2 separate regions of the Homo sapiens genome follow, and region 2 is linked to region 1. Evidence: chromatin contacts called from ENCODE Hi-C or POLR2A ChIA-PET data. All regions are on one chromosome and are shown on one strand. Each heading gives the region's core, a stretch centred on a gene start or an enhancer-like site at or near the end of the contact. The rest is flanking DNA. Distances are from core to core; before and after follow the strand shown.

What was found. A loop is a pair of places that touch in the nucleus more often than their neighbours do. ChIA-PET counts read pairs that join two places held with the same protein, here RNA polymerase II (POLR2A). Pooled maps may share reads with other maps.
Region 2: a loop to region 1 is called in a pooled map, with 4 times the contacts of the local background. The contact joins the enhancer-like site here to the promoter of RSRC1 in region 1. A Hi-C loop is called at or near these places in 12 of 168 maps with a recorded cell type or tissue (A673, Calu3, GM12878 and 9 more), 18 of 37 single-sample maps with no recorded cell type and 23 of 50 pooled maps. POLR2A ChIA-PET finds 5 or more read pairs at or near these places in 6 of 52 experiments (AG04449, GM10248, HEK293 and 3 more).

Annotation. Positions count from the first base shown.
Region 1 is chr3:158,107,245-158,112,947 of GRCh38, forward strand. It overlaps RSRC1 (arginine and serine rich coiled-coil 1), which reads left to right and starts at 2,845. Exons shown (of 10, transcript NM_001271838.2): 1 at 2,845-2,979. RefSeq lists enhancers at 2,506-3,007, 2,809-3,158, 3,008-3,507, 3,369-3,418.
Region 2 is chr3:158,415,626-158,421,427 of GRCh38, forward strand. The region is part of intron 6 of RSRC1 (arginine and serine rich coiled-coil 1); the gene reads left to right. Among named protein-coding and RNA genes, the nearest start is that of UC.134, 110 kb to the right of the region's middle. RefSeq lists an enhancer at 5,320-5,569. Within about 2 kb of position 4,451, at least 2 of the 41 ENCODE cell types and tissues checked have a DNase peak (open chromatin) inside an H3K27ac peak, as active enhancers do; they include GM12878 and mammary epithelial cell, where a contact is called at or near this core.

The DNA.
Region 1 (5,703 bases), core at 1,595-4,094:
CTCCTCGCCCCTCGGTCCGTGTTATTCGCTCTATTATTCGTGTCCTGGAGCCCAGCTGACTCCTCTATGGACAGACCCCGCTAAAAGGGACCAGTCGATTTAACAAGTTTCCCCAGCAGCTGTTAGCTGACAGATCTCATTTTAAAGTGTTTCCTTAGCGCCCGGTCAAGGACAGCTCGACTTCGTTCGTTTCCTCTCTGAGGTCTCAGAACTCCCACCCTTCTCCCTTACTCTCTGCACTCGGACCCCTCTATGGTGAATTACAGGACTTCTTCTTTAGCATCTTGGGAAACATCCGAGTTTATTTACTAATTTGAAAAACAAGAGATTATCCCTCTTCGAGTCTGAAAAAAAAATCGACGTTAAGTTTGTACCCCCTCTAATTTCATTTATTACGGAGAGCTAAAAAAGAGACGCTCGCCAGGAGTAAAGGTCTCTCTGCCTACCCCCCCCACCACCCCGCTTACGATTTAAAATTCTATTTCTGGGCTATTTTCATCGGAACGGTTTGTTACGTTAGAGGAACATCTATATTCCTGAGTCATTTGTCTGTATTGTGCCGGACAGGGCTTGCTGTGAGAAGTGTGGCTATGCAAATACATACTCACAAAAGAATATTTACATATGATGTTATATTTAAGTGTGTAAACAAATATACCTCTAAGTGTGGCTTAGGGGACATTTTCAAGTACTCTGAATATTAATGCAGACTTTCTGGAAGTTAAAGGTAACTTGATCATTATTTTGGATCTAATACTCTTAGTAAAAATAAGAGGAATTACAGAACATTAATATGTATATCTTCCGTATATTGGTTAAGGCATCAAAACAAATTAGCAGATAATTTAAGAAGTTCCGTCAAAACAACCTGAAACACTTGCAAAAAGAGAACACAATTATAACTTAATATATTAGTGTTTCTCAAATAGATGTAGATAGAAGCTGGATATAACCTTATGTTATACTACAATACTCACATTAAAATGTTCATGTTTGGTGAGTTTAAGGATTATGTATATCATGCTTTTTAGAAACGTTGTTTTCCCTTTTTAAAACATTTCATTTTTTGCCACTTTTAGGAGAGCTAATGTCTATAATTTTTCCGCAGCTATAGCTTTTAGGTATGAATACATTGTTATCAGTACTTGCTTTTGTTTTGTTACACCACAAAAGGGACAAAGTTTCAAAGTTATACGAATTTAGAAACAATTTCACATTGAGTCTTGGGTTACTCTTTGTAACTACTTTCTGATATTATCAGAGGAAAATAATCATACAACTTTAGTCCTTTATGAAAATCTGTTTTTAAGATTATTTAGCAGAAGGGCCAGTAATAGGGAGAGCTAAGAGGATACGGTGCTCAAGGTGCTCTCAAACTGAGGTGTTAAATACATATTCACAAATAACTCAAAAATAACCACTGTTAGAAGTCGGTTAAGGAATCAGGAGACCCACCAGCTACTTGTTTGCCTTTTTAAGTACATGACTTTTAGGTTTGAAGTCATATTTCATCTACTGAGCTTGAGGGAAAGATGACCACTTTGAAGGTAATCAGGGAAGTCACAGACACAACTATTGTGTAATTCAAACCAATAAATTTTCCCATGATCTCAGCTTTTTGGCTCATTGCATATTTAGGAATAGTAGTGTTGATAACAGATGGAGCCATGAGAAATCTTTAGTGTCTGACCACAGATTTCCACTGGCCTAAGGGAAGTTACTTTAAAAAATATTTCAAGGTTTTAAATTCATACATTAATAAATGCTCACAAAGTTCCAATGATGTTGTTTCATTAAACAGCAAATATCTTCCAGAAACAGGGCATTTCAAAATACAGTTTTTGTTTAAAAAAAAAAAAAAGCATTTATGGTAAAGCTCAGCTGACAGTCTGTGGACAGATGCACAGGTTCCAATAAAATTCAGGACCCCAAGGGTTTCCCCAGCTCTTGAATTATTTAAAATATACACGTAGTGTTGTAGTAGTTAAGTTTTAAAACGGTGCCTCAAAACTGGCTAGTTAAGGTACATTATTTACGAAAAATATATTGTGGAGGTGATTTTTCACCATCTCAAATGTCTGCGGAAAACTGTAGCTTGGTTATCTAGCAGTGGTGAATGAGTTGATTCTCATAGTCGACCAAAACCCAGGCCAACAATTTATTTATCTTTTTAGCTTTGCTTAAGAGTAAATGAGGAAAAAATTTCCATGTAAGGAAAAATAAGTAATGTAGTATGAATTACAGAAAATGCTGAGTCTCTTTAATTTCTATTGGTTTAAATAAAAAAACTCCACACACCTATAAATTTGAGTTCTCTTTCAGAAGAAACCGCTCCCCGCCTCGCCTCAGGCAGCTCTCTCCTATTCCTCTACTAACCAGTTACTTTAATCTGAGAAACTAATTTGCACTCAACTTGTGAGTGCCTTCACCTTCAGGGCAGAAGAAACACCGACTTTTAATGCATTTTTGCAAATAAATCATTACAATTTAATCACACACGACTCTATACAGACACACTCCCATGATTTATTATCGTTGGGCGAGTTTCCCCCTCCCCCAGCGTGAGATAACCAATTTTGTTTCGGGTAGGTGTCATAAACAAAACTTCCTACGATGCAGATTTGTTTACTGATTACCCATGACGATAACGACGACTACTAAGACAATAACACTCTCCAGTCCCACCTTTATTGCTTTTGGTAACAATAAAATCAAAATAAACAGGCACGCAAAACAAACGCCAAACAAAAAATCGGCCGCGTTACAATCTACTCCCTCGGCATTCCCAGCGCCTGGCAGCGTCCATCGATGCACTCGATATCTCGGCTGAAGCTGCCTGGCGCTAGAACCAGGAAGGCGCTGAGCTTAAACTGAAGCAAGTTCGGTGGACGCCGGCGGCGCCCTGATCTAAAGAAACGACTCAGGGACTGCGGCGCTTGCACGTCAACGGGAGGTGTGAGCCCAAAGGTCTGGACCCAGGTGATGCCCACGACCAGGGCCTGGGGAGCGGCAGCCGTGGCTGCGGAGCTCCGAGGCCCTGATCCGGCGAGAGGCGACGCGGGGCCTGGCGCAGTTTGCGGCTCAGTGTCTGTGGAGGGTGGGCTGCGGCCTCGGGGCGTGCGCAGTGTCACCGTGCGCATGCGTCCCGCACCTGGGAGGCTCCGGACTCCTTGGGTCAAGGCTGGTGGCTGTAGGGTGGGTGGGTGGCCGCAGGCCTCAAGCTTGGCCTTCTGTCTTGAGGACATGTCGGAGAGTTCGCCGACTCCTCCCCTCGCCCCACGTTCCTGGTTCTTCATAGCTGCTTTTGGGTTTCCTGGCTCATCTTGCAATATAAGCCTGGCGCTTCCTCACTAGCTCTAGGTAGGGTGGAGCAAGAGGGAGGCTGGATTCTGGTGCCCTCTATCCCATCCACTCCACTGTCCCTGCCTTAGATCCAGCTCTCTTTCTGATTCCGCCCTACCCTTTCTGGCTCACACTGGCTTGCTGAGAGAAGTGGTGCAGGGTGAAATAGATGTTCCTCTCTTGAAATATAAATATGCTCGCCTTAAACACACTATATATTCCTTTGACTTCTGTACTGGTGGCATGTGACCAAGAGCATATGGCTCTGTTTACTTTTGCAAGATGTTACAATGCACCGTAAGGCATGTTGCCTGCTCTTGATTTTAGGTTAACCTTGACGTAATTTCTCTCTCAGAGGTTGTGTATCTTTAAATGCACACTGGAAACCTAAACAAAAAAATATTTTTTTACACTTTCAGAATTAGCAGTAACCCAATTGTGTTCCAGCTAACTAGGTAGTAGATAAATAAATTCAAATGTCTTATGTTGTCACAAGAAAGCATTCGAGTTGTCATCTTTGAACTTAGATGTATTATAAAAGTTCTAAGTGAAGGAGGTAAGCAGAGTTCCCAGGTTTAAGATTTGGAGCAGGTGTGACAGTTGCAACCTTGGGGGAAACTAGGTATCCTTTAAGAGCCTCTCTAGTCTTAGAGTTTATAAATATTCACTTTCTTTGCAGGCAAAGATTTCATGCTAAGTGATATAACACTTTATGTTTTTCAATAAGAGGGCTAAAAATGTCAGAATCTGAAACGACAAAAACAGCTGGCACCTTCTGTTAATTGGCCTTGCCAACTCAACCAGTCTCACAAAGAGGGGTGTTATGAATTGGAAAAGTTCTGAAAGCGGGTTGTTTATAGTAGATCTATAGTTGTATTTCCTGCTTTCATGTTCAAACCATTGGGGATAAATTCCTATGATTGATCATGCTTTTTTAAAAAGAGAGATGCTTGCAAGTTTTTAATTGTGATGGGAGAAGTGTTTTGACAGAATTCTTTATCTCTTTTGAGATAAAGAGTTGTGTACTTGTTTATGGATTTCTTAATATGTTAGTTTTCACCCCAGTTTTACTTTTCTTCTTTGAGGTGGATTTCCCATTGAAATAACCATTGTTTTCACTTTTTCTGGCCATGTGTCCAGAATCAAGAAAATTATAGTTTGATATACTGAGTGAGTAGTGGAGAAGTAATTATAAGCTATCATGTCCTTTGGAAATCTTTGTTCTTCAAACTGATTGCCTGTTTTCTGAAAGAGATAACTGCTTCTTGTACCCTTATCAATAACTGGACAAAGGAACTACTTGTGTAGTCCTTTGAGTTCTCTTTTCTTGAATGACCACATGTTGGCTTTACCTCTTCAATCAGGCACGTGAACTTTACATTAAGATATTTCTGTAAATTGATCTCCTCCTGTAGTCATTACATGCCATGGCTTCAGTTCTGTAGTGGGAGTTGTTGGGTGAGTTTTGCAACCACGAGGCTACAACCAGGAAGAACTAGAGTGAGAACAGGAAACCAAGAGCTATAGGAGCTCTGTCCCATGTTGTCTCTTTCACCTACAGATAGATTGAAAATTGTCAGCTTGTAGGACTCTAAAAGCCTGTGCTCCATTCATCATTCATTGCCCTTATCAGAAAGAACTATCAATGTGTCTTTCCATTCATTGCACCTTACTGGTGGAGTTAAGTATAAAGAATTCTTCCTTACTAGGACTATGTAATATAAATTGATTACCATGTCTTGAATTGGCAAGTATATTTAATTACATGCTGATGATATTATGGAAATCCAGGGGTAAGTTTATGTCTGTGGTGGTGAGTAGGACTTCAGTACCTGTCATTTATAGAGAAGACAATTTTGGGATCTACTTTGTGATTTGCTGTTAGTATTCACTCCCTTTTGTGAATAAATGTTTGAAGTTAACTATAACAAAGAAATATGGTGACCTTTTGCTTTCTTTTATTGGGATTAATTATATTTCAGTGTAATTTTTCTGAAATGTAAATGTGTCACTTGAAATATTTATAGTTTTGTCACACTGGTTTTTCAAACTTTTCTTGGTTTCTCTAAGGAAGGATTTATTTTAAGTTCTGGGGTACATGTGCAGGATGTGGAGGTTTATTACATAAGTAAACATGTGCCATGGTGGTTTACTGCACCTAAATATTAAGCCCAGCATGCGTTATCTATTTTTCCTGATGCTCTCCCTTCCCCCATGCCCCCACCTCAGGCCCCATTGTGTGTTGTTCCCCTCCCAGGTCCATGTGTTCTCAATATTCAGCTCCCACTTATGAGTGAGAATATGCGGTGTTTGGTTTTCTCTTCCTGCGTTAGTTTGATGAGTATAATGGCTTCCAGCTCC
Region 2 (5,802 bases), core at 3,201-5,700, 310 kb after region 1:
TTTTAAATAATTCTTATTAATTAATAGTGCTATGTGAGTCAATTGAAGCAGAATTTACTGTAGAACAAAAACTATTGGTTGTTATTTCAGACAGATATAATAATTTTACATTTCCTTCTGGGACAAGATGATGAGCCTGGCAAGACTAATACTTTATGTTATATTAAAATAAATTATTGTTATAATTGGTTCATGGAAGTACTCATTAATAGCAATATTTCCCTTTAAGATATGTAATTTGAACAGATTTGCATTGATTATTCCTAGGTTGTTTTTGCTTTATTTTATTAGCCCTTTATTTTGAAGTTTCATGGAATTTCAGCTGTGATAATATCTAGACTTATCTTTTTGTGTGTCATATTCTAAGTGTTCAGAATATGTGGCTACATTTTTTATTCTGAAGATCAGAGGGTATAACACATACTTGATACCTATTTTATTTGTGCTCTCAAATGTAATGCTTTCTTTATTTTGTCATTTTATATCTTGAATTACCACCCTATTGATATTTTATATAAATCGATTTCCTTCATTTACTTTTTAGAGTCTTCTATTTTTTTTTATCTTTCTCTTTTGCTATCTTTCTTTGTGCCTTTCTCAACCATTTTGGTAATTTCAATTTGTGTCAGTTTGAAACTATGTCCCCAAAATTCTTTGACACTTCTCCCACTGAGGACTGGGCCTGTGTCCCCTTCCTTTGAATCTGGCTTTGTGACTACTTGACCATTAGAATACAGTAAAATGATCTGTACCAGTTTCTAGGTCCAGGCCTTAAGAAACTGGCAGCTTCCACTTCTTGTCTCTTGGGCCACTTGCTCCTGGAATCTAGCCTCTACACTATGAGAAGCCAAACAGCCTCATGGAGAGACCACATATAAGTGTTTTAGCTGACAGCTCCACTGAATCCCCAACTGACAGCCAACAGCAACCATCAGGCACATCAATGAGCAAGGCTTCAGAGGAATCCAGTCCCTAGCCTTCAAGTAAGCCTCAGCCTTTGTGTTGCCCCAGTTGATGCTAGATGGCACAGAGGCAAGCTTCCCTGGCCAGCCCCTGTCCAAATGCAAATTTATAAGCAAACTTAATAATTGTGGTTATTTCAAGCATAAGTTTGGGTTGGTATATTCCAAAGCAAAGATAACCGATAATGTTGTACTTCTTTTTTTTCTTCATAGTAACAGTTTTAAGGAAGTAAATATTGTTAGAAGTAATTCTCAGAACTTACCTTTAAAGCCAATTAGTATTTTCTGCATAGGAATAACACTTTAGAACGTATCTGAAGATTTTTTTTAAGGTGAATAATAATGCATATTAGTAAAACAGAAGAATTTCATCACTTCTCTTTGAATTCATATATATTTCTTATAATTTTCACTGACTATAATAACTGCAGCTTAATATTATCATCATTGTTACTATTGTCTTATTTTATATAGAGCAGAAATGGTAAATATGAAGCATTGGTCCCCACTCTTTTAGGTAGGCTGCATCTATAACATATCACTAGTTGAACAGTGTACTTTTTCCTGCCGAGCAGATGTAACTTCAGAATTCTCAACACAGAACTTTATGCTGTTATTACCAGTGCAGTTGGAATAGACATCTGAGACCTCTAGTTTATCAAAACTTTTACATATAATATCAACGTAGGTATAATCCTTTTCCAACTCCTAAAGCTACCTTAATGCTATCATCAATCTGCTTTTCTGACAGCATTTTATTTATGTTAGAGAAATCTCTGCTTCACATGCAAATTGTTTTCCTTTTTTCTTCCTTTCCTCTCCTGTAGCTTTTATGTAGAAATCAGAAGTTTCCTACCTCTGTGGAAAAAATCACACTGAGATTTCTCTAAGGAGGCAATATAGTAAAGTAGGAAAAGCCATTATAATTTTCTGAAAAACGGTTTTCACTATGGAAAAAAAGATGAGACATACGAGTGATTAGGTCATTTGCAAATTTTATAGTGCATCTGAATGATTGGGTAGAGGAACTTAAATTAGCTGATTACACACTGTATGCCAGGGTGCTGTATGTTTAACACTTTAATTCATTTGATCTTCAGAACATACCTATAGGGAGAATATTAATATCAAAATTTTTATACAGATTTATTAATCAGTTCTTATTTATTAATATATATCCTATATATTATTTTATCCTATATATTATTTGAAGGATTCTATAGCAAAGTAATAAAATGGTGATATGTGACTTATTAAAAAAAATCAGAAAAAAGGAAAAATATACATTAATTAGTCAAGAAAGGAGAAAAATAAAACAAAATTCACATATCAGAAGAGCCTATCAAATTGCTTTTACTTGTTTCGGGTTTCCTGACAATCTAAGCCCAAAGTTGATTGTCAAAGAGAACTATAAGTTTTGCAGAATAGCTTTTCCTAGAAGGGAATCACATGAGACTTCATATATGTGATTTTCTTAATAAGTAAAAAGTGGTAAACACACAAGTGTTATCTTTTGTGGTTATTACTATCTTTTTATCATCATGATCATTATCATCACTATGTGATGTAGTATATAACATCCTCAAGATCATAATTGCAAGAAATGCAATCACATGTGTCACACACCTCTTAACTTTTATTGTCCATCAATAAAAGCCAAGGATATGACCATTAAAAGCAACATAGTAAAGTAAAGTCTGTTCAGAAAATATGCTCCAAAGAGATAGCACTCTCATGGGTCTGCTTGAATCTAGTTAAAACCTGTTCTATCTGGAGAAACAGGGAGAATACTTGTTTTTACAATAATACTTATTTATATGGACATTCTCCCAGCCAGGCTGTTTTAGTCATTGAGTCATTTCAGTCTTATATACTCTTAGAAGCCTGAAGTGCAGATTGATACTCTACATGATTGATTCAGGGGTGGGTTTTTAAACTTTAGAGATCACATAACAGATAATAGGTTGACATTCTTTTGTGGACGTTGAGGAGCCTAATGAGGTTCGCTCCTAGATAGCTAGCCCTTTACCTCCACAGAAAGGTAGGCCAAGAAGGGATATACCGGAATTTTTCTCAAGAATCATTGCTGCACCTGCCTCAGGACAAGAATACTTAAGTAAAACAAGTCCTAAAATTTTACAGCCTTGAGTAGAGCAGAATTTTTCACATCATTTTATACTTCATCTTACTAATTACTCGCTGTAGTGCTAGAAAATTCTTGGTAGTGTTGCTGTCAAGGTCAAGTTTGGGAAAAGTAGCTTCCCAGAGAAGTGACCGAGATTAATCTGTTCATTTGGTTAAAAAATTGAGATTAAATAAAGCATTGAGTGATACTTTTCTGTCATGAAAACTATTCAACGCTTCTGTTCACTTTTAAGTTCTGATCTCACCAACCAGTTTATTGTAATTAATTCCATTCACATGGTTTTACCTGGATGGATTCAAAATATGGTTTACTATAAGTACCTCCCGATGGAATTAGCTTTAGTCACATTGAGTGTTATTTAGTCACATGAGTGTTATTACAAGTATATTTAAATTATGTCAATTATGTTTCTGCCAAATTTTAGCAATTGTTAGAGTGTAAGTATAATCAATATAAATATAGGAATGTGTGAAATACTTCACATGTAGACTTCCACAAAGATTTCTCATGAAGTTAGTGTGAGATACCAGGGTCTTCCTGATTAGTACTTATGGCTGTGACCTCAGGCATCTTTTTTTCTCCATCAGATGGAAAAACTGATGCTCTAACTCTCAGATATGGTCATAGCATCCACAAATAGAGAGTGGCCATTTGTGGGGATAACTGAAGCAAATAATTGTCTTCATTGTCATAGGTGACAGTTTATTTGCAACCAGAAACTTGAGTTCTGTTTTTGTTCATTGAGAGAGTGCCCTGAGTTGTAATGTTGATCCAAGTTGAATAATCTAAGCAGAACACTTAACCTAATGACAATAAGGTTTGTAGAAGTCATTTTCAAACTCTAAAATCATGTGATTGATGATTTTTATTTTATTGAAGATTTGAAGCAATTACCTTGCTGTTTGGATGTGTACATGCCTCATACATAGGTAGAACAGGTAATTATGTGCCCTACTTTTGTGCCACCTTTATAGATTTGCACACATAACACTTTATTGTAGTACCTGTCCCCTCACAGGATAGACTTTTTTTATTCTAAAAACTCAGAGATATACAGCATACATGTAATAGACACTTTAAATCTAGCAAAAAAAAAAAAAAAGAGGCTAATGCAACACACTCAAAGTACAGCACTTGATATTAACACTCAGTCTTACTGTAACTTTTCCTACATTAACAGTCCTTTGAAATAGGTCAGAGTTATTCACTAACTCAAACACATACATTTGTTCATTCTCTTCCTCTGCCTCCCTCCACTCCTCCCTCTCTCCCTCACTGCTCTCTCCCCCCACTTCCTCCTTTTACCCTCCTCATAGGCAGGCTCACAAAAGCCTCATCCTACAAAAAAGTTTGAAGACTACCTGCGTTGCTTCACCTGTGTGGTATCACATTTTGGCAGGTGTGCTCACAGGGTAGCACACTTAGTCACAAATTACCTCAACAAATGTTATCTCCCATTTACCAAGCATTGTACTGGTAAGTAAAGATAGGTAAGCAAAATAAACCCGAACTCTGCCCTCCAGTTAGAGGGTTAAGTGTGGCACTCTTAATGAATAAGGAAACAAATTTGGTTGAAAGTAGTAAAGCTCATGAAAAGATTTACAGTGGCTTGCCTTGAGACACAGTAAATTAGCTAAACAGACAAGAATCTAAGTCAGAACCCTACAACAGTTTGGTAGCCTAAGGAACTATGATCTCTGATTAGCAATGTGAGAAGATTACTATTCTGAGAGAAATAGGTCTTGGTTCCTGGACCGGTTCTGCCACTAATTAGCTGTGTCACTTTGAAGAAGTCACTTAACCTGTCTGAGTTTCAGATTTTCTCATCTGTAAAAATGAGAGAAATCAACTAGATGGTCTCTAAGATCCTTTTTATATCGTGAGAGTTTATGACTCTCTAAATGCACGAAACCAATATAAATGAAATTCCTAATTTTCTTAAAAATACAAAATATACAAATTAATAGGTTTTTATATCTCTAAATTATCTATTATAAAGTACAATGGAAATGTCATTCAGAATAACAACAAAAATATAAAATAGCTAAAACAAACTTTATTGGTAATTTAAAATATTTATTGAGCACTTTCTATATGCAGACAACTCTGTTAGATGCTAGGAGACAGTCAAGGGTGCCTGCCCTCATGGAATGTACATTCTGGTGGAGAAAGTAAACAGAAGATGGTTATTTGTTCAACTAAGAATGTAATAATAATTCTGATATGTGCAGTGAAGCAAAAGGATCAAGTAATGAGAGCATATAACAGACAAGGCCAAATATTCATTCGTTTTTTTTCTTCTGTTCAACAATTTAAGTCCATTTTGCCTGGGAGTAAAGGGGTTTTCCCAAGATGTTAGACTTTCAGTGTTGAAATCAGGGAAGTCCCAGGCAAGCTGAGACAAGTTAGTCATATTAGAACCTTGGTACATTTTCAGAACAAAGAAGATCAGTATGGATTGACTCATAAGGAGTAAGATGATCGAGAATGGTCTGGATGGAGCTGTTAAGAAGATAGGCAAAGAATAGGTGATTCGTGGCCTTATAAGCCATGATAATTTTGAGGTTTTGCTTTTTATCCTAAGTCAAAAACTATTGTAGGTTGTGGCATGATTAGAAGTCATTCTTTGAGATCCACCTGCCTAAGAAGAATAGATTTGATGGTGATGGTAAATGTTATGGTAGTGGTAGTGGG